Regions from separate parts of the Homo sapiens genome. Here region 2 is linked to region 1. A link is an interaction called in ENCODE POLR2A ChIA-PET data of the cell type or tissue named here. Cell type or tissue: Panc1. All regions are shown on one strand. Links, peaks and the distances in the headings refer to the core of each region. The heading gives the core; the rest is flanking DNA. Region 1 has its middle 8.1 kb from the start of SMNDC1. Region 2 has its middle 20 kb from the start of RBM20.

Region 1 (15,730 bases), core at 4,603-12,602:
TAGAGACCATGGTTTCTGTTATGTTCCTCTGGAAAGCTTTTAATTTTTTGTTTTACAAAACAGTTAACTTGGCTACACTAAAACTTCAAACTCTTTCTCTCGTATAATGTGCAAGAGTTAAAATGTCCGTTCAGTTCTTTTGTCATTAGCTAGGCTATTTGAGGTCTGCCCTTTATGTGTATAATCTGGAGGACAGTCAGAGATTTGGGGAAAGTTTATACACAGAATTTTTGGCTTCTCTTCTGTGGCTCTCTCCTTTTTAGGATACCCACCACCACAACAATTTCCCAGTTGTTGCAATAGCTGTGATAACCTCAAGGTCTGACTTCCAATTCCTCAAAATTGTATATTTCTATCCAAATTCTAACTATCCCATCACAGAGCTGACTGAGGCCTTTCCTCAGGCAAAAATTCATTAGGGAAAAAAAAAAAAAAAGCAAACTCATCCAGCACCATTTCCTTCTTCCAATTGTAAATTATCCTCTGGTTTCTAGTTTGGTCACTCTGTAATGCCTTTAGGTCAATTTTTTTCCTCCAGAGTTTATAATTGTTATTTGCAGAAGGGCTGATCCAATATGAACTACCTGCTATTAACAGAGATGGAATTCCAGGGGTTTAATAAATACTTATTGAATAGATTCAAGTACCCACTTTATAGCTATGTGTTGATCACTGATAGACAACATATGCTTCATCTAGCACAAATTAACTAAACTCCTGGTTCTCTCTCTCATTCCTACCTCCCGCCAACCTGCTCCTCCCCAAGTCTGAATATATTTCCAACTGCCTTGATATTTCCACTTGAATAAATAATAGGCCTTTCAAATTCAACATATTCAAAACGGGAATATGCCCACCTCAGGGTCTTTCCACTTGCTGTTCCCCCTGTATGGAATGATCTTCCACCAGGTATCCACATGGTTCACAATTCTCACTCCCTTCAGGTCTCAGCCCCAAAGTCAACTTTTCAATGAGGCCTTCCTGACCGTTGCTATAAAACAAATACAACTCCTTCCCTCCTTTGCACTACCTATCTCCTTGCTCTCCTTTGCTTTTCCCCATAGCACTTATCTTCACGTAACTAGTATCTGCTTTTTAAATTGTTGCTGTCTGTCTCCCCTCACTACCATATAAGGTCCGCAAGAGCAGGGCCTTTTCACTGCTTTCTCCCAAACACTGAGCAAAGAGCATGATATAGAGTAGGCGTTCAATAAATAGTTGTTAAATGAAGGTTGAAACTACTTGAATCAAAGTGAGATGAAAACTTGCGTAAGGAAGGAACACTAATATTTACAAGCCATGTGGTAGAACAAGAGCCTATAAAAACAAAGAGTTCCATCAGCCAAAGGGAGAAAATCCAGGAGAGAATAATGTCACAGAAGCCACAAGAGGAGTTTTCTTTCCGACCCCCGGCTTTTTTCTTTTTTTTTTTTTTTGTTGAGACGGAGTCTCGCTCTGTCTCCCAGGCTGAAGTGCAGTGGCGTGATCTCGGCTCACTGCAAGCTCCGCCTCCCAGGTTCACGCCATTCTCTTGCCTCAGCCTCGGGAGTAGCTAGGACTACAGGCGCCGACCACCACGCCCGGCTAATTTTTTGTATTTTTTTTTTTAGTAGAGACAGGGTCTCACCGTGTTAGCCAGGATGGTCTCGATCTCCTGACCTCGCGATCCGCCCGCCTCAGCTTCCCAAAGTACTGGGATTGATTACAGGCGTGAGCCACCGCGCCTGGCCTCACAAGAGGAGTTTTCATAAGGAAGGTGTCAAATATTGCAAAGATCAAGTGAATGGCAGAGTGGCTCTCTGAGAGTTAGGAGGGCTTTGATGACTTTGTGTATGACAGTCATTTCAGTGATACAGTGGAAGACTACAATGGGCTGAGAAGTGGCAGCAAATAGAAACATAAGGTCAAAGGCTAGGAAAAGGGGCTAGAAGGGAAGCAAGGCTGAAGCTGCAGGAATGAGGGAATAATGAGAGAGGAAAGTTGGGGAGAGATAAGCTTAGCCCAGCTGGAGCTGTTTGCCTTGGACAAGAGCAAGGAGACTTCTCCCTTTGACTCTGAGATGCAAGAAAGGAGGGGAAGAAGGGTTTCTTTGATATAGAGTCAGGGCTGCTACATATGGTTATATTGGTCATGTCCTGTATGTGGATCCCTGGCTGAGAGGAGCATTCTGCTCTCCAAGCTATAAGCCCTGATGTGGGGCTGTGTCTACCTAGAGGAAGAGGCATCCTTAGTCACGTACTATCTAAACATGTCTCTGTGGCATCACATTTGTTGAAGGGAGGGGGTACTTTTGAAATGAGAGGAGTTTTCCCTTATCCCCTTCGCAAAGCATGTGACAGGGCTGTGGCTTGCTTTTTTGGTATCCTGCTGCTCAAACTCCTAGCAGAAACATGCAAACAGGCAGGTCATGGGGAGTGCTTTTGGGCTTTGACCCCATGGCAGCATCTAAGGTTAAGTGTGTACAGCTCCCAAAGCCCCAGTGGGCGTGTGTTACAGTGCGCTCTTTCACTTTTGCTATCTGCAGGTGGCTTGTGTTAATCTGCTCAATTAGACCCTCTGCCTTATTGCAAGGACAGAGGATTTCTGTATCCCAGGTTCTTGCCTTAGTGTATCGGAAAAATTGGGTCACACGTGGGCTTGGAGGATGGGTGCAAAGTTTTTTATTAAGTGGTGGAAGTAGCCCTCAGCGAGATGGATGGGGAGGCCAGGAGGGAGATGGTGTGGGAAGGCTGTCTTCCCCTGTCCCCTGTCTTCCAGTTGGCTGGACTCTTCCAACCGCCCCCCCACCGAATTCCAAAATGTCCTGTCATCAATGGCCTGCCAGCGTCTGCTGGTGTCTGTCGGTGTGCTCCTCTTCTCCTCTGATCCTCTTGGCATCCAGCCGCTTGTGTGTAGGCCCGCTAGGATCTTCAGGTTTTTGTGGGCACACGATGCGGGGTGTGGCAGGCCAGGGTGGTCTTGGAAAATGCAACATTTGGGCAGGAAACCAGGAATGCTTGTCCTCCCTTAGGTCCTTGGGCGCAGGCCCGAAGGTGGAGCCCTCACCAGGGACCTCACCCTTCTCTACCCAGCACTTCCCTGCCCCCCTCTCATATCGCCTTTTTCTAAAATTTACAAAAGTGTCCTTGTATTGAACTTACATATTTTTAAATAAATATGCCATAAGGACTCTTATGAGATCTTGATTTCTCTGCTTTTTAAACATACGACACATCATATATCGAAGAAATAAAATATTACAGACATAATGAAAAGCTTTCTGTAGTACCCCAATGCCCCTCCTTCTTCCCCGGAGACAACCACTATCCTGAAGTTGGTATTTTTCATTTTCATGCATGGTCTTATACTCTGCTACCAATGTGTTCCCATAAACAATATGAAATATTTTTCCATGACTTTAAAATTTGTATAAATGGTCTCCAGCTATATATATTATACTGAAATTTTCTTTTTGTTGTTGTTGCTTAACATTTTTTTGAGATTTATCCATGTTGATATTTGTACCTCTAGTTCATTTTTTTTCATTTCATAAAATATTTATTCAATACTCCATTGAATAAATATACCACACTTTTCCCAGCAGTTTCCTGTTGATGGGGATTCAGGTTTTGTTTTAAAGTTTTCCTTTTTAAAATTAAAGCTGAAATCAGTTTTATGTGTCTCCTTATTACATATCCAAGAGCTTCTCTAAGAATAGAATTGCTGGCTACAGGAGCACCCACCTTACCCTTACTAGATAATGCCAAATTGGCCTCCACAGTGGGTATGACCATATGTAGTTCCACTAGTCGTGTATGAGTGTTACCATTTGCTGAGTGTTTTCTTTTCAGACTTTAACATTTTCTCCTACCTGAGGGGCTATAGTTTTTGTGGATATATCCCTGATTATTCATAAGTTTGAGTATTTTTCATATGTTATCAGCCATTTGGGGTTCTTTCTTTTGTAAATTGTTTGTTTAGATAACCTCCTACTTTCCTTCTTTCTTCTACTTTTCATTTTTCCATTGGGTTATTTATTTTCTAAATGATACATAGGATTTTTAAAATTATTATTATTATGGCTACTAATTCTTTATCACAAGTAACTTCTCATGGTCTGCGGATTGTCTTTAACTTTTTAAGAATGTCTTTGTATACATGATTTACATTTTAATCTAGTCATATTTTTTCAGTATTTTCAAGGATGAATAAAACCTGAAGGTGTATGTGCTGGGGGGGGAAGGTATCTTAGGAAATTCTTGCCAAATGATCTTTCTTTTCTCTGTAAAATGAAAGGGGAGGACAACTCTTAGATATAGCTGTAGAGTTCCTGAGATTCCACCTTCCATCACCTTGTATTAACTGAGTCCACACCAAATGCCTAGACCTGGGAGTTGGCTGGGGTTGAGGGGAGGGGGACGAGGTAGGATTTCATACATGGAACCCTGCCTTACTAGAACTTACCATCAGAGGACTAATAAGCATTAGACTGTGTAGCTCTGAAATACTGCAGTAGAAACTTGAGGAAGGAGAGATTGGGATAGGATTGAGTAATTGTCTATGGACTGGATTCATCAGGGCAGACAGACTGTATGTCAAATGTTATGACTCCTGTACACTCAGGAATCACAGAGTCTTAGGCTGCAATGAAATATAAGTAAGAGTATTCATGGATAATATCTTAGTTAATGAAAGGAGAAGAAGTATATTAAAGTATAATATATAAAATTATATTGAAATTATGCCTACAAAAGGTATCTTTACATTTATATTTTAAACCATGGTATTATATATAGTATATATTATATTTATAATTATATATTTATATTTTATATTTAAAACCATTAAAATTTTTTAAATTGTGGGAAGTTTCATTAAAGAAAATTAATAGATAACTGGTGGTCAATTGACCATGGAAGGAAAATCTTCATCTATAGATTTCATATAAATATTTTATAAGGAGATTTAGATATAGTAGTTATAAAAGATGTAACAATTTTGTATTTTGATTAAATATGTCTTAGGTTGAATTCATTAAATATTAACAGTATCAGAAGTGACTAATTCCATAAAACTAGGTATTTCACTTTATGAATGTGATGTGCACACAAACTAATTTGTCTAAATGACCTTATTATGTAAAAGAATATGACATATGTCCAGAAAAAACTTGCTAACAACTTTTTTTAATTCCTACTGTTGGTTAAATATCTTCATTTTTAAAAGTGTTTAAAACTACATTTAATAAATTCTGAAATTATTTTTTAAAGATAATAAATAAATGTATACAGTTAAAACATCTATCTCTTTATCTGTATTACATTTAAGTGTTACACCAATAAAAAATGTTCATGAGGTGATATCCTACATAAGGCAATGAGGTAAAGTAGGTTGGGAATAACTATTCTGGTAATTTTAGGTAAAATAAAAACAAATTTTAAATGTGGGGGGAAAAATAAACATAAGGAAGGAAATGGAGGCCCACTGAAATTAAGGTCTCTCTGCAGAAGGTCTCACAGCTAGTGAGAGGCAGAATCCATACTAGAACTACAGATTCCCATCCAGGGTGCTGTCTCACCTGCTCATTAAGAATGCTGACATGGGGCCGGGCGTGGTGGCTCATGGCTGTAATCTCAGCACTTCGGGAGGCTGAATTGGGTGAATTGTTTGAGCTCAGGAGTCCAAGTCCAGCATGGGCAACATGGCAAAACCCCATCTCCACCAAAAATACAAAAAATTAGCCAGGCACGATGGCACATACCTGTGGTCCCAGCTACTCGGGAGGCTGAGGTGGGAGGATTGCTTGAGCCCTGGAGATGGAGGTCGCACTGAGCCAAGATTGTGCCAATGCATTCCAGCCTGGGCAATAGAGTGAGACCTCATCTCAAAAAAAAAAAAAAAAAAAAAAGAGGTCTGGGCACGGTGGTTGATGCCTGTAATCCCAGCACTCTGGGGGGCCGAGGTGGGCGAATCACCTGCTGTCAGGGGTTCGAGACCAGCCTGACCAACATGGAGAAACCCCGTCTCTACTAAAAATACAAATTTAGCCGGGCATGGTGGTGCATGCCTGTAATCCCAGCACTCAGGAGGCTGAGGCAAGAGAATTGCTTGAACCCAGGAGGCAGAGGTTGCGGTAAACTGAGATTACACCATTGCACTCTAGCCTGGGCAACAAGAGCGAAACTCTGTCTCAGAAAAAAAAAAGAATGTTGACATATCTTCCTTTGATGGTAAAATAGTTTTGAGAGTGATGTGAAGAAAAAACTAATTAGTCAAAACAGAACATCAACACCCCAAAAAAGCCCATGACCATTAAATGTGGCACAGAAACTGTTAGAAACAGCTATTATATTCACATCCATTTGTTTGTCTTATGAGGATATAGGGAAATATGTTATCTTCATTTTTTTTCCAGATAAGATGCAAAGAACATGTTCAATACTTTCATAAGCCACAGGATCAATGGCCACATGTATCTATACATCATAGCTACTTTCTTGTCTCAGTTACATGAACATTGTTCTTCTACTGAAAGCCAGGTTAATTGGTTCTACTTAATGTTGCCTGTAGAGACATCATCAGACTTGGGCAGCCAGTAGCGCTGAAAATATAGACCAGAGCTATGTTGATTAAATTGCTCATAACCAAGCTGCTATTACAGCTCTCATTTTTCATATCTATATACTTACCAGCACAAATGAATGTAAAAATCACTTTCAATTGGCTGTAAAAAAACATGCTATCACTAGGATTAATCAGAAGTTCTTTCCATAATGAAAATGCCTAAAACATTCACTCCTTACTTTTTACTATAGTAATAAACTTATGAAGAAATTGATGTCATGTGTCCAAGTGTCAGAGAAGTATTATAACACCAATTACAAGAAATCTTTAGAATATTTGCCAAAGTCAAATATAGTGTTCACTGATACCAAAAATATACTTTCTCTGTGTTCTCAAGGAGATCAAATGTAGTCCAACTAAACAGTCACGTTATCAAGGAGGCTCATCTCGCCAGGTGTTGAAGATGCAAAGAACAGGATGTGACTACCCCCTACCCCTTGGATATAATGTCTCAAGGCTCCCAGTTCTAAACCCAGTAGTCCAGGGTTCTCTTAACAAATATAAAAAGACTAAGGGAGCAGAAAAGAGAAGCAAGGAGCTCTACTCCTGAAAGCTGGTAAGTTGTCACCAATGCCCATTAGAATTGGGTCTTTTGGTGGGGCGTGGTGGCTCACGCCCGTAATCCCAGCACTTTGAGAGGCTGAGGTCAGGAGTTTGAGACCAGCTTGGCCAACATGGCGAAACCCCATCTCTACTAAAAACACACAAAAAAATATTAGCCCGGCGTGGTGGCGGGTGCCTGTAGCCCCAGCTACTCGGGAAGCTGAGGCAGGAGAATCACTTGAACCCAGGAGGTGGAGGTTTGGAGATTGTAGTGAGTTGAGATCGGGCCACTGCACTCCAGCCTGGGTGACAGAGTGAGACTCTGTACCAAAAACAAACAAAACAAAACACAAACAAAAACAAACAAAAAACTGGGTCTTTAAAGGCATTCTTCCAGGCAGGGAAGTGGGGAAAGGCATGTGAGGTAAAGCAGACACTTGGAGCAAAGGCAAAAATGCATGAAAAGACAGGGCAGGTTTACATAAGGAGTGTGTGCCAGTGCTAAGGCTGTGACAGCATCCCCAATGGCCTTATATGCTGGGCTAACCAAGGATTTCAATGAGTAGGTGTGGGCTTGCTAAGATTGGTGTTTCCAGAAGATCAATCTGATAACCAAGAGTGGAGGATGCGTCTCAGGAAGGAATTCATTCTTAGGCTATTGCATTAGACAAAGTGAGAAATGATGGCAGTCTGGTTTGCAACACAGGGGATAGAGGAAAGAGAATACATCCAAAAGACTTTCAGAGGGTCTTTAAAACTAGTTAAATGACCATAAGGGAGGAAAGTGATTTCTTCAGCTAAAACTAGAAAAAAAAATTAGGAAGAGCATCAGTGTCACAAAATACAATAAAAGCCAAGGTCAGGCAAAAATATCAATTTAAAATCTTCTTCCTAGCCAATCATACATTTACTACCTGCAAATAGGCTATTTTCAGAAAATATCATTTATTCTCCGTTTTCTTTCTCTTTTTATAAAACTCACTCTAATGGCTTTTTGATGAGATGGAGTAAATCATCACCAATTGTGCCAAAATATTTTGGAGTATTCTGCAACAGAGGAAATGCTTAATCTTTGTACCTGAGATGCTTCTGCATAAGCAAACTCTCCTACAGCATAAAATATATATATATCAGAAATCAATTTGAAACAAACATATCATCTGCAGGAAGTGCTGAGGCATTTCTCCATTAGTTTTAATCCAAGGAAAACAAGATGAGAAGGTGATGTTTCATGATCTCTAATATGGGTAGCTTTTGCAAGAGAGACAATGTCAGAGATACCAAAAATAGGGGTGATACTCAGAAAGTACGTCGTTTTCATCTGTGTAGCAGATGTTATGGTATGCTTCCCAGATTCCCTCTTTAGGACTGAGGTACTCATCTTCCTAGCAGTTGGGAGTGCTAGTAGCTGACAGCTCTTAGCTGAATTGCTCTTAGCCCCTTTCACAGGGATAGCCCCCATCTATTGGCTGGTCAATTGATGATGGGTGAACATAAAGCCCTGGCCCCTTGACTTAAGGGACAGGGGCATCTCAGTTACAGAAGGGCCATCCCAGTTCCAGAGCTTCTATGGGACTGATTAAGGTCCCTATTGCAAGCGCATAACAGTTCACCTTCTTCCTCTGTCCAGTCCTGCCCATCAGCCGTCACAGGTGATGTTCCCAAGGGCACTCTCCAAAACTTTACCTTTCGCACAGAACTTAGAGTCCTTTCCCCATGAAACCCAATGTACAAAGCCAACCAGGACCACCAGGAGCCTTTCATGAGCAATAATTACAGAGGATGAGAGTGTCACTACAAAAGTCCCTTGAACTCTTACAGGTCTTTAACAAAATGAGCCACACTTCCTACTTATGCTCTAAGACTAATAACACAGAGATGTAAACAGCATTACAAGTGGTCTATAAAGGGCTTTAGATATAGAAGAATTTATAAAGGAAGGAATCACAGGAAGGCCAAAGAAAAACATATATATTAGAACCAAAATGGAAGTTGAGCACAGAAAACTTGCTGTTCTTCATCATTTGGATACTGCGAGCCATAGTTTTTTGGGGGTGTTTGTTTTTCCCTAACTCCTCTCTCCCCACCACGCTACCTGGCAATATTCCTTCACTAAGGCTGGAGGAGGTGGGGGAGGGGGCGGAGAAATCAGACATTGAAAGATTCCTGTATCCTGACTGCCACCTAATGGAATCTTTGAGCATTAAGGTCTCCATTGTGTAGTTTTTTGGGGTTTTTCAACTGCTGACATATCAACAAAATGGCAAATGTGACCATGTCAAATTATGCCCACTAGTCTTCATGGGGCAAAACTCTGGGATTCATTTTGGTTTTTGGAAAAAGTCAAGTTAACTGCCTTATTTTTTCCTGTCTACATTTGGGAATGTACATCCCCTGCCACTCATGGTTGTTCAGTTTAAGCAAACTTCATTAAAAGATTGCTCTATTATCCACTGTGCAATACAAATAATGTGGACTATTTCACACCATTCCTCTTTTTTCTAAGATAAATGATCTGTAAGTGACATGAATATGGGGTGGGGAATATCCAGATAAGAAAGGTACTTTCAGGGGCTGTGATGCAAACGAATCCAATGAATTCCGAGTTTAAAAGACTGTCTTAAGACTGCTGCTGGAGCTGCTATACGAGAAAGTTAAACAGGGCCAAAAAATGAAAAAAAAATTCCTATCACAACATCAGAAGGCAAGACCCACTTGACTCTCCTGCATGTGGGGAAGTCAAAGTAATTCTTTCACATTAATCATGCTTTCCTTCCTGCCCTTCAAAGAGCTCCTGGTGACTGCTACAGCCTCCTGCCCACATCTTTCCTGCTAAACATTGACCCATCTGGCTTTCTATTGTCTTTTGTTTCTGACAATGCTTTTGTAATCTCCTGTATTACTTCTGAGCTTGTTAAGCTATTGCTAATGCCCAGAGTTCCCTGCAACTATCTTCTGCTCTTCCCCATCATCCCCAAACACACACGTACACACCTCCCAAAACTATTCTAAAAGGCGTTTTAGCCAGTCTATCTATACTTTTCATTTTGAAAAATTTGAAACAATCACTTCTATAGGACACTTCTATAGTCAGCATAGGACATTCTCCTAAGAAGCCATAAAATAGTTTTTACATCTAATAAAATTAGCAATAATTTAATATAATCTAATATTGAGTCCATATTTAAATTTTCCAGTGATCCCTAAATTTTTTTTACAGCTTTGTTTTTCAAAACCAAGATCAATCAAGATTTATCCATTGCACTTGTTACATCTGATTACCTCTTAATCTAGAACAGTTCCCACGCTTTTCAATGTCACTGACCTTTGGAAGAATTTAGGTGTTTTCTTATACAATGTCCCATATTCTGGATGTAATTCTTCCCTCATGCTCAATTTACTCATTCCTTTATGCCCCTATTTCTTGTATACTGGAAGTTGGGTCAATAAACTTGATTGTATTCAGGTTAAGCATTTTTGGCAACCCTCCTTCACAGGTAATGCTATTAGTGCTTCATGTTGCATCAAAACAACAGGCATATAAAATCAGGTTGTTCCACAATTAGCGGTGCTAAACTTGATCTCTGGGTTAAGTTGGTGACAGCTGAATTTCATCATAGTAAGGTATATTTCCCCTTTGTAATTATTGGATAGTCTGTGGGGATACTTTGTATGTAGGTGTGATACTTTGACATTATGCCAACATCCTCCTTTTCCCTACCTCCTTTCACCAGATGGTTTTTAGCTTCTCTTGATACTTGCCTGAATTATTGGGAATTGCAAACGGTGATTTTTCTGATTCCGTCATTTTATTTATATGAATTGGCTGGCATTCTTCTTTAAAGAGAAACTCCCTTCCCAAACTCTTTGAGTATCACTCTGGACTTAATAGATTTTTAAAATGTATTGAAGGCTTTGATGATCTATGAATTATTATTATTTTTAGTGGCCAAATTGACTCATATTTGGCTAGTGGAGCCCACTTGAGCTGGGCTCTGTGGGCTTTTAAGTTGACCTTATTCATTTTGGGGCACTTCCCTGATTTCTGGTAAGGTATTTCAGGCTTAACTTTCTTTTTTTGTACTTTATGCGCCTGAAACCGGAAATTAGCCATTTCTCTAAGAAACATTATTTCCTCTTAGTGGGGATTGGTATTTAGATATCAAGCTGTGGGCATTCTCTAGGGGGGTGACATTGCTTCTAAGAAATATACATATGAAAAATTCTAATTCAATTTAACATCAGAGGTTTTAACATCAGTTTTTCCCACTATAAGAGGAAAGAAGTACAAATATAAAAGAAGGTGGATCTTCTTTTAAAAATACAAAAAGGATATTTGTATTTCTTTCCTCTTAGAGTTTCTACTAATAAATTTCTTGTTTGTTTTATAGTAGGCCTGAGTTTCAAAATTACATTACCAATACCACTACTGGCAATAAATATGTGGTGTTTGAGGGCTTTTGCTTGTTTTTGTTCTTTTTGCTCTCAGAATATAAACCACTAAGAATGTATGGTTGGAGTACTATTAAGCACCACTTCTAAATAAGTAGTAAAGAACTGCCATTTCAAGGCCAGGCGCGGTGGCTCACACCTGTAATTCCAGCACTTTGGGAGGCCGAGGCCGGCGGATCAGAGGTCAAGAGTTTGAGACCAGCCTGGCCAGCATGGTGAAACCCTGTCTCTACTAAAAATACAAAACAAAATTAGCCGGGCATGGTGGCATACGCCTATAGTCCCAGCTACTTGGGAGGCTGAGGCAGGAGAATTGTTTGAACCTGGCAGGCAGAGGTTGCAGTGAGCCAAGATTGCGCCACTGCACTCCAGCCTAGGCGACAGAGCGAGACTCGTCTCAAAAAAAAAAAAAGAACTGCCATTTCTGGCCAGGCCCGGTGGCTCATGCCTGTAATCCTAGCACTTTGGGAGGCTGAGGGGGGGTGGATTACCTGAGGTCAGGAGTTCAAGACCAGCCTGGCCAACATGGTGAAACTCCGTCTCTACTAAAAGTATAAAAATTAGCCAGGCGTGGTGGCAAATGCCTGTAATCTGAGCTACTCAGGAGGCTGAGACAGGAGAATGGCTTGAACCCAGGAGGTGGAGGTTGTAGTAAGCCAAGATTGTGCCACTGCACTCCAGCCTGGGCGACAGAGAGAGACTCCATCTCAAAAAACAAACAAACAAACAAACAAACAAACAAACAAACAAAGCCTGACATTTCTTATCCTGTAAAGCCTTAGACTATAATCTTTTTCAACCTGAAGAAATTCTCGTTTTCCGTTTTTAGTGGCATATTTTTGTTTTTTAGTGGTACAGTCTTCTGTTCCTCAATGGTACGTGTAAAATACAGAATAATTGAAATGCACATCCTAAGGCTAGCAGTGCAATACAAATTTAAGCAAACAATTCAGGATTGCTATGACTGATGAACATCTGAAGACCTGCGCTGACCAACACCATTTTCAGGTTGTTTTCCATCAACTTTAAATGGATGATGCCACCTAAGCTTCATCCCAGGATATATGTGTTCCATGTACTGTATCCAAAAACACTCAATAAGCACAAAAAGGCAAGTAGCTTGTCCTGCAGCAAATTATGCAAAGATTCAAATCACTTATTAGGACTAAAGAAAGGAGCATAAAACAATTACTATGATTATGTACACAACTCTAATTCATCACCTTTGGCATTTGGTCAAGATAGAAAAAACGCGGCCAAATCTGGGGCTACTTTTAGTCAGGAAATGATACAATAAAAGCTGAGATAAAGAATGCAGTCTCTGCCCCAGGGAGGTGGCTCACCCTGTAATTCCAGCACTTTGGGAAGACAAGGTGGGCAGATCACTTGAGCCCAGGAGTTTGAGACCAACCTGGGCAACATAGCGAAACTCTGTCTCTAGCAAAAAACAAATAATACAAAAATTAGCCGGGCATGGTGGTGTATGCCTGTAGTCCCAGCTACTAGGGAGGCTGAGGCAGGAGGTTTGCTTGAGTCTGGGAGGCAGAGGTTGCAGCGAGCTGAGATTAAACCACTACACTCCAGCCTGGGCAACAGAGTAAGACCCAGTCTCAAAAAAAAAAAAAAAAAAAAAAAACCTATTTGACCAACATGTATTACTTTATTGCATATTCTTCTGCTTTACAGTGGGCTGGCACATTTCCAAAGAGCTATACTTAATTTTTTTTTTTTTAATTTAGGCCAGGCGCTGTGGCTCAAGCCTGTAATCTCAGCACTTTGGGAGGCTGAGGCGGGCGGACTGCCTGAGGTCAGGAGTTCGAGACCAGTCTGGCGAACATGGTGAAACCCCATTTCTACTAAAAATACAAAAAAATTAGCCAGGCGTGGTGGCGCACATCTGTAATCCCAGCTACTTGGGAGGCTGAGGCAAGGGAATTGCTTGAACCAGGGAGGTGGAGGTTGCAGTGAGCTGAGACTGCACCACTACACTTCAACCTGGGTGACAGAGGGAGAATCCATCTAAAAAAAAATTAATTTTTTAAAATTTGTGACAGGATCTCACTATGTTGCCCGAGCTGGAATGCAGCGGCTATTCACAGGCACAGTCAGTGTGTGCTGCAGCCTCAAACTTCTGGATGCCCTTCTCAGCCTTCCAAGTAGCTGGGTGCCATCATGCCATACTTTAATTTTCTTTAGTAGAAAGGAAATAGCTGTATATTCTGATGACAATTTGGAGCCTTTACATTTTATTTATTTACTGTCTTTCAATAAAATAAATATCACGTTTCAAAACTAAAGGTTTAAGATACTTTTTTTTAAATAAACATGATTAAGTTTGAATGCAAATGTTTTAAGAAAAATCAGACACTGAAAGTAAATTTTGACACTTCAAAGGAAATAGTAATTCAGAAAGCCTATTTGAAGTATTGCTCTTAGTTTTGTCTGCTCCAGTTTTGTCTGGAGCAACACCGCATACAATTGTGAAAATTAAATGAACCTGTGTAAAGTGCTTAGAATGGTATCTGGCACATACAAACTGTTATTTCTTTGTGAAAATTAAAATTCAATATAGCTTTTCTTTATAAATGAATGTTGCATAGATAAAAACAATCCTAAAAACAATCCTGAAAAAATTATTAAGATGGTATAGAAATCTATGATGGAACTTATAATGAATATTTGCCTATTTTCTGATCTATGGGGTTCAGGAAAAGTTCTCATTTAAGAGATTTTTACACAATAAGGTTGACTTTATATTCAAGGAAGTTCCTCCTCGCATCGGTTCTTAAAACACACAATTACAATAACAGAAGTTCTCTAAAACTACATTTTATTTTAAACGAATATTTATTTAAAAGCACATGCTTTCTGTTTTGTCTGCCTTCTTAATTCTAGCTACACACTGCTGCCCTCTGCTGCAATTTCAATCTTTCACACTCACAAACCCGACCTAGTTTCCATCTATACAGGTTATCTGACTCACTGCAAGGGTTATGTGTGTGTGTGTAGAGAACAAAAGGGAAGGCTCCTTGAAAAGAAAACTAGGAACTAAAGATGTTGGCACAGTTCAAAAGAGCCCATCTGAGAAGTGGGCCTTTTTTTTTTTTTTTGAGACGGAGTTTCACTCTTGCTGCCCAGGCTGGAGTGCAATGGCACGATCTCGGCTCACCGCAACCGCCGCCTCCAGGTTCAAGCGATTCTCCTGCCTCAGCCACCCGAGCAGCTGGGATTACAGGAATGCACCAACATGCTCGGCTTTTTGTTGTTGTTGTTGTTGTTGGTTTTTTTTTTTTGTATTTTTAGTAGAGACGGGGTTTCTCCACGTGGTCGAGCTGGTCTCGAACTCCTGACCTCAGGTGATCCGCGAGAAGTGGGCCTTTTTATGGATCCAGCAACAAACTCCCAACCTCCCAGGAAAGGTTGCTTCCTGTCATCTATATAAAACTTTGTGTCTCAGGCCTTTATTGCTTTTTTAATTGAAATAAATTATATATATATGGTTTAAAAAAAAAAGAAAAGGAAAAAGGGTAAACAGCAAAGAGGGTAATCAATAAAACATTTGGCTTCCACTCCAAACCTCTGAACAGTTTTGTGTATCCGTCCAGAAAGCGTATATATTATTACAAACATACACAAGGGGCATTTCTTTTTGAACACAAATGTGAGTATTCCTACCACTCTTTACCATTCTAGACTAACTTGGACGTTGTTCCCTATCAGGCGAGATTAACCCAACTAAATTAAAACCAAGTAGGTTTTAACAAAACAGATTTTAAAGAAATCAATCTTCTCTCCAATAGGTTATTTCTGTCACGATTTAATTAGCTTTCTGTTACTACTAAGGCTTGTATCATATAAAGTAGTGGTTCTCAGGCTGGGCGCGGTGGCTCACGCCTGTAATCCTAGCATTTTGGGATGCCGATGCAGGAGGATAGCTTGAGCCCAGGAGCTGGAGACCAGCCAGGGCAACGTAAAGAGAGCCCCCACCAACACCCCCCGCCACCCACCACCACCGCCCCGGAAAAGCAGTGGTTCTCAAACGTCAGCGGACATTGGTATCATCTGGTGAGCTTATTAAAACAAGAGTCTCTGGATTCAGGAGGTCTGGGGTGGGGCTTGAGAATTTGCATTT
Region 2 (15,730 bases), core at 2,715-10,714, 310 kb before region 1:
GCCTCTCTCAGCTCTTAAGGCCACTACACTCCCTCTCAAGTGGCTCCACCATCTTCAAGCAAGCAACAATGCATCAAATTCCGCTTATACTTGAAAGAGACTTGAACCCACCACTAGAACCTTTAGAGTAAATCCAGCACACTCACTGTTCCTCACAATCTAAATGATATAACTCCTATGCTTAGAGAATTGGCTCCTTCTCTGTTTATTAGCAGGCTGTGCTTGAGCAAGTCAAGCTATCTAATCTCTCTGTTTTAGTTCCTGATCTAAAAAAATAAAGGTATAACACCTTATAGGGCTGTTGTGAACATCAGTGAAATAACACTTATAAAGTACCTGACACATGGAGATGCTCAGTTAATGAAAGCAGTCAAAACCAGCACCTCTACCACCACCACCACCACCATCATCATCATCATCATCATCATCAGAACAATGAAGACATGAACAATGCTGTTTTAGGCCTCTTTGGCCTAGAGAATGACAAGCCTTTGGTAAAATAACAATGGAAATGAAAATAGTTTGGGGCTCCAAATCCTAATGTATCTGAATTCCTGGGATCCCTGGAGACCCAAGTTCCATTAAAGCATCATGGGTGGTATGTGTTTGGTGGCCCTCTTAGTTTGTTTTTTGTTGCTTATAACAGAATACTGAAACTGGGGAATCTATAAAGAAAGAGAATTTATTTCTTACAATTATGGAGGCTGAGAAGTCCAAGGTCAAGGGGCTGCATCTGGCAAGGGCCTTCTTGCTGGTGAGGACTCTCTGCAGAGTCCCTAGGCAGTGCAGGACATCGCTTGGGAAGGGGGCTGAGTGTGCTAGCTCAGGTCTCTCTGCTTCTTCTTATAAAGCTACCAGTTCCACTCTCATGATAACCCATTAATTCATTAACCTGTTCATAAGGCCCAATCACCTCTTAAAGCCCTACCTCTCTAAATACTGCCACGTTTAGGATTAAACTTCAACATGAGTTTTGGAGGGGACAAACATTCAAACCATAGCACCCTCATTGGTTTTGCATATGGTAAATTAGTGGCCATTCAAATCATTCTACTTTTCTCGTCTTAATTGATAGCTGTTCTTCTGACATTGTTGGGATGAGGTAGGCTCCCTGCTTTGCACTCCCACAGCAACAAGAACTGCCCTCATCACCACCCTGTCTTCTAATTGCCTCTTGCTGGCTACATATTCCATGAGACTGTGAGTGCTCTCTGAAGGTGAGTGTTTTTGTCCTACTCACCATTGTATTCCCTGGATATAACACAGCATATGATAGCATAGCAAGTGCTAATTAAATACTTGTTCAATACATGAATGAATGAATGTCTCCCAGCTCTTTTAATCATTATACCTAACAAGGCAGAAGGAATTAAGTGAATTAGGGGCATTATTAGTACATAGCAATTAAAAATGATAATTGTAACCATTATGTAGGAACTTAAGAAGACAATTATGTAAGAATGCCAAATGATAGAAAAGTTACTTAAACTCCTTTTGGCCACATCCAGAAAATGAGGCTAGCAGCATCTGTAATATTGGTTTGTTGTTATAATTAAATGAGAGAAAATAGGTAAAATATTTAGCATGGTGCCCAATATGAACATGTGTTTCATAAATGGCAGTCATTTTGTTGTTGTTTACAATAATAGTAGGTGAAAGAAAAAAACAGAATGAAAATAGTTATTTTAGAGCTTATAAAATGATAGCTCTATAATTCTACAACTTCAAAGTTTCTATAATTTCAAATTCTATTTCTATAAAAATAACTATCACAAATATTTCTATTTTGTCATTAAAGTCAAAGTGACCTGGGTTTATTACCAATTCTCTGAGCCCCGTTAATAAAGTAAAAATAAGTATTATATCGTACTTGCTTTATAGGTCTTCAGTCAATCAAATAAATTTCTAAATGTGAAAGTGACTTGAAAGTAGTCACCTACTTTTTTCCAGTTCTGTCCTGCCTTAGTTTTCCCCTCTGGTATCCTTGTGATGGGTGTACTGGCCACAAGGGAAATTCTGTACAAAAAGGGAGTCAGTAATTGGAGTGAAAATCAGTATGGGGTTGCCCATGACTTCAGAGAGTCAGAGTGGCCAGCCCTAGAGAGGATCTAGGGAGCAAGCCCAGGGAGTGGGTTCCCACAAAGAGAACCTGGAGATGACTGGGAAGTGGAGACAAATCTACCGCGCTGGATTCTTGGTTTGGAAGGAAGACAGGAAGACCCAGGAATGTAAAATATATATACCCAAGGAGAGCATCCTCATACCACCAGGGCTCAACTGAGGCATTTTTTTGTTCAAAACTAGCTCTAGCTTCCCACTTCCCATACCTAAGCCACCCACAGGCCCCAGCCTATTATTAGTATTGGCAGTTTGGTTCCGAATGACATGAGCCTTTCTTTGACTCTATCCCCAGGCTAAGAAAAACACAGGTCTTGGCTGGTTAAATTCTGCATCTACAGAGTCATAGCAACTGATCAGCACCACGAAGGTTATTCCTGCTGCTGGATGTGTTGCTTTCTGGCTCCAGAAATAGCACGCATTCCTTGCCTCTGTGTGTTCTACCCACTCCCTCTGAGAATACACAGACAGAAGTTGGATCAGGGACCACTCATGCTAAATGTAAACAGTTGGGTGTATTTGGAGTCCTTTTGTTTTAAAAGTCCAGCAGCTTCTTTTGCACCTGTTGGCACAGTGTCAACTTTCTCTGTTTCATTCATGCTGCATGGGAGAGTCAATCATAGCTTCAATTACAAAGTCAACAACATTTGGGAAACCCTGCCAGGAAATTTCACTTAATCCTCATAAAAACTCTACATAATACAAGATAGGCATTATGCACATTTTAGGAACAAGAGAACTGAATTTCAAAGAAGTTCAAAAACTTGAACAGGAGCACACGGCAGAGCCAGGATTCAAAACTAGAGCTTTGGCCTACTGAAAGCCTGAACCTTTCTACAACACCAGATTATAAACATAGAATGTTGGGACTTTAAAGATTGCTTTGTAAGTTTATACTTTGAAGAACTACTGCTGCTCCAAGCATGTAAGAATAATAGATGAAATATGGGGAAAAAAGGTAATCTTTGCTCAAAAGCACAATGAACATCTCCATGGACTACTGAAAATGAACCTGAAAAACAAGATTTTTAAGCAAATGAAAAAATCTAACCCTAAGAAAAAAGCCAACAAAATCAAACAACAGGAAGAAAAATTTAATACAGATAAAATTAAAATAATAAGATTATCTGACAGATACTTTAAAATATGTTTAAGTTGCTCAAACTAAGAAATAATATGTATATAAGAACAAAATAAAGGTGAAATAGGCAGAAAAAAAGGGAACAGGTGAGTAATGAAAAAGAACCAAGTAGGAATCTTGGCAAAAAAATAAATAAACAAAAAAGAGTATTCCACTTTTGGCCTCGATGGATTAACAGAGACCGGATTTACCCTCTTGCCAGAAACAACAAGAAAAACAGAAAAACATGACACAATGGTTTTCAAGACACTTGACATTAGGAAACAAAGAACATGATCCCTGAACAATGGGAGACAAACAAGGTGAGCCCTGTTACTGCTACAGTTTACTGCCTTGAGAAGAGTTCCAGGGCACAATCTGGGGGTAGGGGGTGGCGGGGGCGGGTAGGGGGGTGGTAGGGTGTAGGCAACTAAAGCCCAGTAGCGTTTCTGATTTGAGGCGACAGAGCTGAGAATCTAGCAAGACCAAGACGCAAGTGTTCGCAGGACAGAGTACCAGAGGGGAGAGAACTGCACAGAGACTGAAACCCAGAGATCTCCAGAGGGTCCCTCTCAAATATCCAGCAGAGTACTAATCAGTGCACGTGTGTGAGGTCAGGAGAAAAATCATCTGAAAGGATCTGAGAGAACAGTGTTCAGCACTCACACAGGACCGGCAATAATACCTGTTCCCACCAGAGAGAATGGAAAAACTCCAAATTCAATGGGTAGTGTATTCAAGAAGATCTTGCCTTAGGAAGATCTTCTGAGGAGTAATTAGCCTAAGACTGAGTACTTCTCTGAGTCTGCCTTAAAAATCATAAAAGCAAGATCTAAAAGCATCAAACTGTTTCCAAGTAATAGTTGGAACAAAGTTCAATAAAGTTCAAGATTTACAGGGATACAAAATATCCAGTACCTAATAGGGTAAAATTCACAATGTCTGGCTTCCAGTCAAAGATTACTAGGCATGCAAAGAGGCAGGAAAACACAATCCATCATGGGGATAATAATCAATTAAAACCAACCCAGAAATGGCACAGATGTTAGAATTAGTAGAGGGCATTAAAACCATGATTAAAACTGCATTCCATATGTTTAAAAAGTTAAGTAGAAACATGAAAGATATATAAAAAGATCCAAATAGAACTTGTAGTGATAAAAATTACAATGATTGAGGAAAATAATAGACATGAATGTAGTTTCATCAACTCTAACAAATGTACCACTCTAGTGAAGAATGTTCACCAGATAATGGGGGAGGCTATTCATGTGTTGGGACAGGGAGTATGTGGGAAATCTCTGTACTTTCCTCTCAATTTTGCTTTGAATCTAAAACGTCTCTAAAAACAACATCTTTAAAAAACATATTCTATATATAACATATTTTATACAGAGAAACAAAGAAAAAGATGACAGCAGGTTTCTTGATTTCTCTTCAGAAACAATGCAAGTGAGAAGACTTGGAGTAACATCTTTAAAGTATTGAAAAAAAGTTGTTGACCTATAATCCCACGTCTAGCAAAAATAACTTCCAAACGAAGATAAAATAAAGTCATTTTCAGACACAAAAGTTGAAATAATTTATCACCACCAGACCCATACTATAGGAGATGTTAAAGCAAGATCTTCTAAGGTCACTCAACCAATTAGGAGCACAGCCAGGATTTGAAAACAATAAAATTAACCACAGCAAACATTCAACAAACATTGGCTTATGGAATAACGAAGGACACTCACTTAACCTTCACAACACCCATATAAGGTATGCATGACTTGGCCTTACATTATAGATGAAGAAACTGAGGCCTGGGAAGGTGAAGAAACTTAGCTTAGGGCACACACATGCCAAGGTTCAAGTTCAGGCTTGTCTGAATTTGGAGGGTGTGATCTTTTCCTCGTATGCAAATCTCTTGGGGGCACCAGCAATAAGTGGACCAGAGGGTCCAGCCTCTCTCTGGGAGGGTCCTGGCATCTGGAGATCTCTGTCTGGGCAGCTAAGAGCCCAGATCCTTAGATGGTCAACCTGAATCCTCAGGCTGAGGGAGTCAGTGAAGGAGTAAGTGAAAAGTTGAGACCACTATCCAACAGGTCTGGGGCATGCAGGTGAGCCCAGGCCCCACAAGCTGGAACCATGAAGGAGCTCGTGAAAGTTACTCCCATCCCACAAGAGCAGCTCATCCCACTGGTCTCAGCTCTACCTCTCTAACACCCCCGAAAAAGGGAAGCCAACTCCAACAACACCTTGGTGTCCCTGGAGGTAGTGCTTCCTGCATTCCACATCCCACTGACAGATTGTTGGCTTCCTTTGATGACCCTAATAAAATGTACCAGTAATTATTTATTTTGTCTTAGGAGTGCAAAAGGCTTATTGGGGGAAAAAAAAGGAAACAAACAAAATAATAATTTGCTTTGCCTTAATTAAGAACTCCTGCTTGGAGGCAGTAAAGGAATGACCCTCCATGGCCTGATGATCAAACTCAGGGTAAAAGCTCTTGGCTCTCCACCCACTCCTAGTCTCCATGCCTCTGAACTCTCCATGACACCTTCTCTCTATTAGGTGCTGGACAAGACCTCCCTCACTGCCTTCTGAGGTTTGTTTTTACAACAGTAAGAGCTTCCATTTACTGAAAGCCCACCCTGGGCCAGGCCCCATACCAAGCAAATGACCTGCTCTCTCGCTGATTCCTCATGGCCACCCAGAAGAGTGCCATTATTGTGTCTACTCAGAGATTGGGTGGCTTTCCCAAAGTCACACAGCAAGTAAGTGGCAAAGACTCAAATTGCATGTACTTGCTTCTGAGCCACACTGCCTTAGTCAGCTGAGAGTGAGCCAGGAGACCCCCAAAAGTCAGACAAGGACCCTGCCTTGAGTCAGATATTCCTGGGATGAGACAGGAATTGAAAGTCAGAGTCAACTGCCTTCCCTCTGGGCCCTCTGGCACAGTGATTACCCTCATAAGTCTGGAGTCCAAAAGGCACGGGGTCAAATCCAGGCTGCTTCCAGGTTGCATGGCCTTGGGCAAGGTACTTAAGTTCTCCAACTCTCAGTTTTCCCATTTGTGAAATGAAATAACACCTATCGTACAGTTTAGACTCATAGGGCTGGAACTGAGTCAACTCAGGCAGCAGTGGTGTCAAGGGCGCCCTGTGAACAGGCCACAGCATAGCAGGCCTGAGCAGGAACTCTGGAGACTGACTTCTTGGGTTCAAATTCCATCTCTATCACTTATCAACTGTCTGACTTCAGGCTGGTAATGTGGCCTTTCCAAGCCTCGGTTTCTTCATTTACTAAAAAAAAAGAAAATGGGAAACTGCTTCTTCTCCTTCCCTCTCCTTTCCTTGCTGAACAATTCATGGGGGTGGGGACTGGGGAGGATAACACTGCAGTGACCCAGAGTGAGGGTGTTGGAGTCTGTGGAGGGTGAGGAGGCATCCATTTGGGAGGTGGCAAGTCATGGGAATCAGAATGGGAAGAGGACAAAGCAGTTGTCCCATGGAGGGGCAGCCCAGCACGAAAGGTAAGAGACCAAGTGGGGTGAGAAGGGAATCTGCTGGTGTGGGGAAGTGGTGGCCCAATATGGAGAGTCATAGAACGGGTGGGGCAAGGAGAACATTCATTGGGAGGGGCAGAGGCCCAGCCTAGCATGGGTGTCAGAGTCCAAGTGGAGTGAAGAGGGCGTCCACATGTGGGGAGGCTGAGTTCCCGAGCTGATGAGAGCATCTATGCGTAGGTGACAGGTGGCCTGGAATGGGGGATTTGGGGCCCAAGCGGAGAGGAGAGTGTTTGATGAGGGAAGGATTAGTGGAGGACATGGACATTGGTCACATACAGAGGGATTAATCAAAGAAGGCAACACATTCAGGATAATGAAACCAGAATTCTTGCCACTGGAGAAATGGGCTGCAAAGATGTAAAGGGAGAAAATGAGAATAAATTCTATGGTGTGAAACTGGAACTGGAAGTTTCAGTGTGAATTTATTTCTGTATGTATTTTATCTATATTTATTTCTTATATAGAGAATATAAATAAATCTAGAAGTAAATATGTATCATTTATGTGTACTTTTTTGAAGATTTTTGAAATAAGCACAAACTTACAGAAACTTTGGAAGTACAAGTAACTTCTTTTCTTCCATTTGAGAGTAAGAAGCTGACCTGATGCCTCATTATTCCTGAACACTTTACTGACTTTTTTTTTTATTTTGGAGGTTGGTGGGGTATGAGGACAGTGGGGGAGTATTAAGACAAAGCCTTTCTGTCACCCAGGCTGGAATACAGGGGCACAATCACAGCTCACTGCAGCCCCAAGCCCTGGGCTCAAGAGATCCTCCCACCTCAGTCTCCTGAGAAGCTGGCACCACAGATGTGCCCAACCATGCCCAGCTAATTTTTTTTTTTAGAGAGGCAAGGGTCTCCCTGTGTTGCCCAGGTTGGTCTCTAGTGTGTGATTTATCCTGCATAACCTCAATACAACCTTCAAAAGCAGGGATTTCACATAGTTGCATTACTCTCTTTTAATCCTCAGACAAAATTTTGCCAGTTGTCCCAATCATTTTCTTTATAGCAAAAGAATCCAGCTCCAAATCACATGGTGCATTTAGTTGTCACGTTTCTTCAGCTTCCTTAAATGCTGAAAGATGGAATAGTTCCTTGATCTTCCCTTGACTTTCATGATCTTGACAATTTTCAAGATAACAGGTCAGCCGGGCGTGGTGGCTCATGCCTGTAATCCCAACACTTTGGGAGGCTGAGGTGGGTGGATCACCTGAGGTCAGGAGTTCAAGACCAGCCTGGCCAACATGGTGAAACCCCATCTCTACTACAAATACAAAAAAAAAAAAAAAATTAGCCAGATCTGGTGGCGTGCACCCCAGCCACCCGGGTGTAATCTCAGCTATCTGGGAGGCTGAGGCAGGAGAATCACTTGAGCCAGGGAGGCAGAGGTTGCAGTGAGCTGAGATCATGCCACTGCACTCCAGCCTGGGCCACAGAGTGGGACTCCATCTCAAAAAAAAAAAAAAAGATAATAGTTCAGTTATTTTGTAGAATGTCCCTTAAGTTTCCTCCATACTTGGATTCAGGTTATGCATCCTTGGCAGGAGTATCACAGAAGTGATTTTTCTCATTGCATCTTATCAAGTGGTTCATGGTTTCAATTTGTCCTGTTAATAATGATGTTCATTTTGGTCTGTTGACTAAGATGGTGTCTGCTAGTCTTCTCCACTCCTTTGTAATTAGTAACTCCTTTGTAATCAGTAAGAATTCTGTGAAAAGCCATTAGGATGCTGCTGCATTTGTGCAAACTAGAGTCAGTGGTGGCTTTCACTGAGATAATGGCACAGCAGTGGAGAGGCAGGGGCATGTTTCATAAAATTCAGGAAATACAACCCACAGGCCTTGGTAGCTATTTGGATATGAGGAATGAGAGAAAGGGAGAAGCTAACAGTGGTGCTAACAGAGTTCCCATCTGGGCAGCTGGGTGTACAAGTGCACTTGGTAGGTGTGTAAATTAGCTCTACCATTGTGGAAAGTGGTGTGGTGATTCCTCAAAAAGCTGAAAACAGAACTACTATTCGATCCAGCAATCCCATTATTGGGTATACCCAAAGAAATATAAATCATTCCACCGTAAAGACACATTCACATGTATCTTCATTGCAGCACTATTCACAATAGCAAAGACATGGAATAGACCTAAATGCCCATCAGTGATAGACTGGATAAAGAAAATGTGGTATATATACACCATGGAATACTATGCTGCCATAAAAAAGAATGAGTTCATGTCCTTCACAGGAACACGGATAGAGCTGGAGGCCATCATCCTCTGCAAACTAATGCACGACAGAAAACCAAATACCACATGTTCTCACTTATAAGTGGGAGCTAAATGATGAGAACATGTGGACACAAAGATGAAAACAACAGACGCCAAGGTCTATTTAAGGACAGAGAGTAGGAGGAGGGAGAGGATCAGAAAAAAAATAACTGTTGGGTACTAAGCTTAGTACCTGGGTGATAAAATAATCTGTATAAGAAATCCCCGCTACACAAGTTTACCTATATAACAAACCTGCACATGTACCCCTGAACCTAAAATAAAAGTTAAAAAAAATAAAAATTGATATTCTGATTGTCAAATATAAATGGAAAGTTAAAAGAAAACTTAAAATAGCTAAAAACAATTTTGACAAAGGAAGAAATCCAGAGGACCTACACTACTAAATCTGAGAATTACCATTAAGTTACAGTCATCAAGACAGCTTAGTATCGATGGAATGACAGATATAGAGATCAATAGATGAGAATAGAGTGAGAAATAGGCCTATACATATAGGGTTAATTGATTTTCAGTGGTGCCAGGATAATTCAATGGGAGAAATACAATCTTTTTAACAAATGGTATTGAATCCAATGGATAGCTTCATGAAAAATAATTAAACCTTGGGCCGAGCGCAGTGGCTCATGCCTGTAATCCCAGCAATTTGGGAGGCCAAAGTGGGCAGATCTCTTGAAGTCAGGAGTTCAAGACCAGCCTGGCCAACATGGTGAAACCCTGAGTCCACTAAAAATACAAAACTTAGCCAGGTGTGGTGGCAGGCACCTGTAATTCCAGCTACTTGGGAGTCTGAGGCAGGAGAATCACTTGAACCTGAGAGGCAGAGATTGTGACACTGCACTCCAGACAGAGTGAGACTCCATCTCAATAAAATAAAATAAAATAAAATAAAATAAAATAAAATAAAATAAAATAAAATAAAATAAATTTTGACCCTCACTTCACACCATACACAAAAATTAACTGAAAATGAATCATAGACCTAAATGTAAATGCTGATTATAAAATTTCAAATAAAAAATAGAAAAAAAATCTTTGCACAAACTTTAAAGATTAATAAATTAGAGTTCATTAAAATTAGAACTTCTGCTCTTCAAAAGCCACCATTAAGAAAATGAAAAGGTAAGACACAAACTGGAAGAAAATGTTCATAGCACATATATCTAACAAATAGCTTGCATCCAGAATATAGGAGGAACTTTACAACTCTATATTAAGAATGCAAATCAGGAGACTTTTTATGATGAGCAAAAATTTAAAACATAAAAGAAGATAAGCAAATGGCCAAGAAGTACTTTTAAAAAGCTCAACATTGTTAGTTACCAGGGAAATGCAAAGTAAAACCATAATAAGAGCATCGTACACCCACCAAATGGCTCAAATTTAAAAGACTGGTGATATGAAATGTTGGTGAGGGTACAGAGGAACTGGAACTCTCATATACTGCTGGTGGGAAAATAATATGATGCAACCACTTGGAGAGCAGTTTAGCAGTTTCTAATAAAGTTCAAATATACTTACTATACAACCTATACAACCCAGAAATTGCTCACCTACTGAAATTAAATTCCTCCAGAAGAATTTAAAATATGATACATCTACACAAAGACCACTATACAAATGCTCTTAGCAGCTTTATTCATAATAGCCAAAAACTAGAAACAATCTAAATATTCATCAGTAGTATATGGATTTTAAAAATTGTGGTATGTTTATATGATGGAATATTACATAGCAATAAAAAGGAGTACAATAGCAACATATGAATTTCAAAAATGTGTGGAGCAACCGAAGCAAGATACAGAAGAGTATATAATGTATTATTCCATATATTTGAATTTCTAGAAATGAAAAATCTCATTTATGTTGACAAAAAGCAGATAAATGGTTTACTGGGACCAAGGGGACTGACTACAAAGGGGCATGAGAAACCTTTTTGGGGGTGGTAAAAATGTGCTAATTTATCTGAGGTATGTAACTATGAGTAGAATTACTAATCATAGCGTGGTTGTATGTTCTGGTTTATGGACCATCAGACCTTTTCCCAAAGTGGTTATACCAATGGTGGTGGTTTACACTCCCACCAGCAGTATACAAGAGTCTCAGTTGCTCTATATCCTCAACACTTGATACTGTGAGTCTTTTTAATTTTAGCCACACTGGTGGATATGTAGTAGTAATTTGTGATTTTAATTCACATTCTCTGAAGACTTTCCAATGTGTATTGGCTTTGGGAAATGCTTTTGAGACCTTTTGCCCATTTTGAAAATTAAAATTGAGTTATCTGTATTTTTCTGATTATATTGTAGAATTTCTTTGTATAATGTGGAATTGAGTTGTTTGCCAAATGTAAATGTCAGTATAGCTTAACTTTGTATTATTCTTTTTATAAGTGAGGATGAACATCTTTTTATTAAGAACCATTTGTATTTCTTTTTCTGAAGAGTCTTTATCCTTTGCCTATTTTTAAAATTGTTTTGGCATTATTTCATATAAATGATAGGAACTCTTTATATATTAAGAAGATTAGCCTTTTGCCTTAATATCAATGGCATGTTTTTTTCTTAGCTTGACACTTGTCTTTTAGCTTCGCTTATGGTGTACTTTTTGGCCACGCAGGGTTTTTTTCTTTTTTTTTTTAAAGAATTTATCAACCTTTTCTTTTAGATGTGTAGTCATTTTTACGTCCAATGTCCCCATTAGATACCAAAGAGAGGTGATGTCAGGCAATGTCTAGCCGCCTTGGACTGAGCCTATGGAAGGGCCTGAGCTAGTAGGGAGGGGAATAGGGGCTCAAGTCCTCTTTCTGCTACTTATGAGCTGTGGATCTTTAGGCAGGTTACTTTACCTCCCATTGGGGCAGTTTCTTTTTCTGCAAAATGGGGATATTAGGGCCCACCTTACAGAGTTGATGTAACAATTAAATGAGATATTGTACGAAAAGCACCTAACGCACAGCTAGCACAGAGTATAAACACTCCATACAAGGTACTTCTCTCTCTCTAAATGGGGTGTGTATGTGTGTGTGTAACAGGTGTAAATAAATGTGTGTGTGTCTGTGAGTGGGAGGAAGCAGGGCCCAGCTGTAGGATACAACACACAGTTGGCTCAATTACTCGTGGCCTCAAGATTAAAAAGCGGCTCCAAGTATTTACAGGCCCCCGGATAATTGCAAATCCCACAGCCTGGCTCCAGGCCAGAGCACTCTGCCTACACTCCCTTCCCCCACCTCCTCCACTGGTGGTCAGAACCTGGCTCCCCTACTCCCTCACTGGGATGGCCTGGCCCATAGATACCCAGAGGATCTGAGACTCCAGGGTGGTCTTGAAGGGGAGAGGCTGGGGCCTTGGTGGTCTGCTAAGCCTTCTGGAGATCCCCATCTGGACTGATTGCCTGCTCTGGGGACCTCTCCAGGCAAGGAGATCAGTGTACAGCCAGTGAGTAGAGGGGCTCCACATGGCCTGGGGCTCTCCCCCTTGACACCTTGGCTCAGCCAGACTTGCAAATCTCATTCCTCAACATACTGGAGTTCACAGAGCAAGTGGGGCTTTATGTCTCAGTGTTGCTGAGAAAGGGCCAGGAATTCCCTTTTTGTATATCCAATTCTTCCAGAGTTCTGGGAGAGCTGGCAGTTTAAAGAAGTCCTGCTGAGAATCTTCTAGGCAGACCAGGTTACCTCTTCCCTGTGGAGCTTTGTGAAGCTGTTTTTCTCTGACTTTGCTAAAGATGAGAGGTGCATAGACACCTCTGGAACCAGCTGGAAAGTTGGCATGAGGCCAGGGAGGTCTCTTTGTTTCCCCAGTAGTGCCAGTCAGCCTCACAGGGCTCTGGTGCTAGGAAAGGGCTCATGGGCAGCAAATCCATGCTCCTTCTTGTCCTACTCACTAGGGAAGTGGGCACCAAGAAGGGATATGATTTGCCTGAGGTCACTACATTAGAAGCAAATCCAGGCAGAGATCTAGAAACCAGGAGCACACTCTTTCCTCCCTTCAAGTTCCCAGCATCAGGCATAGGGTCTTTAGTGTAATGGGAGCTCAAAGTGATGGTTGGCTGGATTCAAACACCAGGTTTCCTGATGGCTGATCCAGTACTGATCTAGTTCTCTCCCAAGATGGCCCTGGAAATATTCTATGCAGAGAAATACTTTGTAAGATCCTTGTTGAGGGTAGCTGTGGTAGATTAAAGACGGCTGCAAAATCATGGCTATTCCTCCATGGAGAGGTGGGGCCAAATTCCCCTCTGCTTGAAACTAGGTTGGGCTTAGTACCTCACCTGACAAATTGAATGATGTGGAAGTGATGTTCTAGGACTTCCAAGGCTAGGTCATAAGCAGCTTAGCAGCTTCTACTTTAGCCATTAGTTAGCACTCCCTCTTGTAAACCTGAGCTTCCATGTAGGAAGTCCAGCCACGCTGAGACCGCCAGGCCAGAGAACTCACTTGCAGGCCTCTGGCTGACAGCATCTCTGAGTCCAGCCTTCTCACTTCCCCTAAACACACACCAGACACGGGAGCGATGCCGTCTTGGGCCCTCCAGTCCATCTGCCCTCTCCATCCCACTTAGGCAACCACCACTCATTAGTGAGTCCTGCCTGGATTTCCGATCTTCAAATTCATAAGATGCAATCAAATGGTGCTTGTTTTAATCTACCTGAGTTTTGGTGACGTTTGTTACACAATAATAAATAACTGTAGGAAAACTTTCCCTCTTCAGGAGCTGCTGTTGAGCCCATTCCAGAGTGAGTACATGCAAACTTACCCAGCCCCAAATATTACAAAGGTAACCTGGCTGCCAACTGGCACAAAAAGCTAAACCTAAGTCTCACATAGCGAGCACTGCACGCAAGGCACTCTGTTCACACATAATTCTCAAGCCACCTTTTTAGATAGTTTCGTGTGATGTCTCCATTTTACCAGAGAGGAAATGGAGGCAAAGGTTAACAGACTTGCCCAAGACCACACAACTAACAAGTTGCACAGCTGAGACTCAAAACCCACGCCTTTTTCCAGAGTCTATGTGTATTGTCTCCCTCGATGAGTGGGTGCTTCCTGGGGCTCTCCCCACTTAGGAAACATCATGCCTGCACAGGCTGTGTGGGTGACATGAGGGACTCTGGAGTAGACGTGAGAGTGAGAGTTCCAGTGCCCAGGAGAGCTGCCTCCAGGGTGATGAATGAGTCCAAACCCCAGGCCCAACCTCGTTCCATCCACCCAAGCCCCCTCCTCAGGCCCCTGCCACAGCTGCCACCATCACAGCCTCCTATCCAATTACAAGCCCCAGACTACCCCCCTCCCTACCTCCTCCTCCTCCTCCTTCCAGTCCACAGGAGGGCAGAGACCCATCCTTCCTGGGAACAGTGCTAAAGCTGGAGCACAAATCTGTCAAAGGCCGTGCCAGCTGCTGTCATTGCTGTGGCCCCCGCTTGCTGAGCTCATTCCCTGGGGTCCAAGGCAGCTGGTGCTGAAGAAGGACAGGAATGAGGGCCCTGCAGTGAGGATGTGTGGAATCCTGCAGTTGCCTTTGTTTAGATGTGTCAGACCACACCAGGCCTGGGCTCTGCACCTGCTGCTGGAGGAAGTCACCTCCTACCTCCCATCCAGTACATGAGCATGTACACACACACAGTGCCACCTCTACCTTCCGCTCAGGGTGCGCTCACTCTCTCTCACACACACACACACACACACACACACACAGAGTGTCTCCTCTACCTCCCACTTCAGTGTGTGCTCACACACATACACATACGTATGCTGACATAGTGTCACCTCAACCTCCCACTCAGGGTGTGTTTATACACAATACACACTCACACACACAGAGTGTCCCTTCTACCTCCCACTTCAGTGTTCAGTGTGTACTGACACACACACACATCCAGTGTCACCTCTACCACCCATTCAGCGGCCTCCCACACAGTTGGGTCAGTGTGTGGAGTGATGTGGAAGCTCCCACATAGGCCTGGTAATACTGGTCTTTCCCGCTTAGTTGGTGACTCTTTCCTAATCTATTTTTATTTTCAGAGATGGGGTCTCAGAGTCTCAGGGCCTCGCTCTGTTGCCCAGACTGGAGTGCAGTGTTGCAATCAGGGCTCACTGCAGCCTCCAACTCCTGAGCTCAAGGGATCCTCCTGCCTTAGCCTCCCGAGTAGCTGGGACTACAGGCGTGTACCACAACAGCTGGATAATTTTTTTTTAACTTTTTGTCAAGACTTTTTTCACTTTGCCCAGGCTGGTCTTGAACTCCTGGACTCAGGTGACCCTCCTGCCTCAGCCTCCTGAGTAGCTGAGATTACAAGCATAAGCCACCATGCTCGACCCTGTTCCTAATCAGTTTTCCCATCAGAAAAATTGGTTAATCAAAGCATCAAACTTACAGGTTTTTATATTTCAGGTCCTTACCAAATGATTGTTGAATAAAACCAAAGAGTCACTCCCCAAATCTATCATTCATCCCTATGGTGCAGGTCCCTAACCCCACTCCCTGTACACTTTCCCTTCCTTCCCACCATCCCACACACACATGGACCTTGACCTGAGCTGCTCCTTATCAGGCCTGCCTTCTACCCTGAGAGTCCATGAGCTGCCTTCCTCATGGCCATGCTCTGAGGCCTGAAGTGGGTGGTCAGAGGAGCTTCCTATGTTTTGGAAA

What was found. Peaks named below come from ENCODE experiments on the same cell type or tissue, not always from the same donor. Only the 100,000 strongest peaks of a DNase experiment are listed, where the experiment ranks them.
Region 2: POLR2A ChIA-PET joins it to region 1 with 5 read pairs; 5 of 35 experiments call an interaction of 5 or more read pairs at or near these places.

What each region holds. Positions count from the first base shown.
Region 1 is chr10:110,305,146-110,320,875 of GRCh38, reverse strand. No RefSeq gene overlaps it. Among named protein-coding and RNA genes, the nearest start is that of SMNDC1, 8.1 kb to the right of the region's middle. In Panc1, for the core only: CTCF peaks have their summits at 9,118 and 9,327 (motif pointing left); a DNase peak (open chromatin) is centred at 9,305; H3K27ac peaks cover 706 bases.
Region 2 is chr10:110,616,812-110,632,541 of GRCh38, reverse strand. No RefSeq gene overlaps it. Among named protein-coding and RNA genes, the nearest start is that of RBM20, 20 kb to the left of the region's middle. In Panc1, for the core only: no CTCF peak of the experiment used is centred there; no DNase peak of the experiment used is centred there.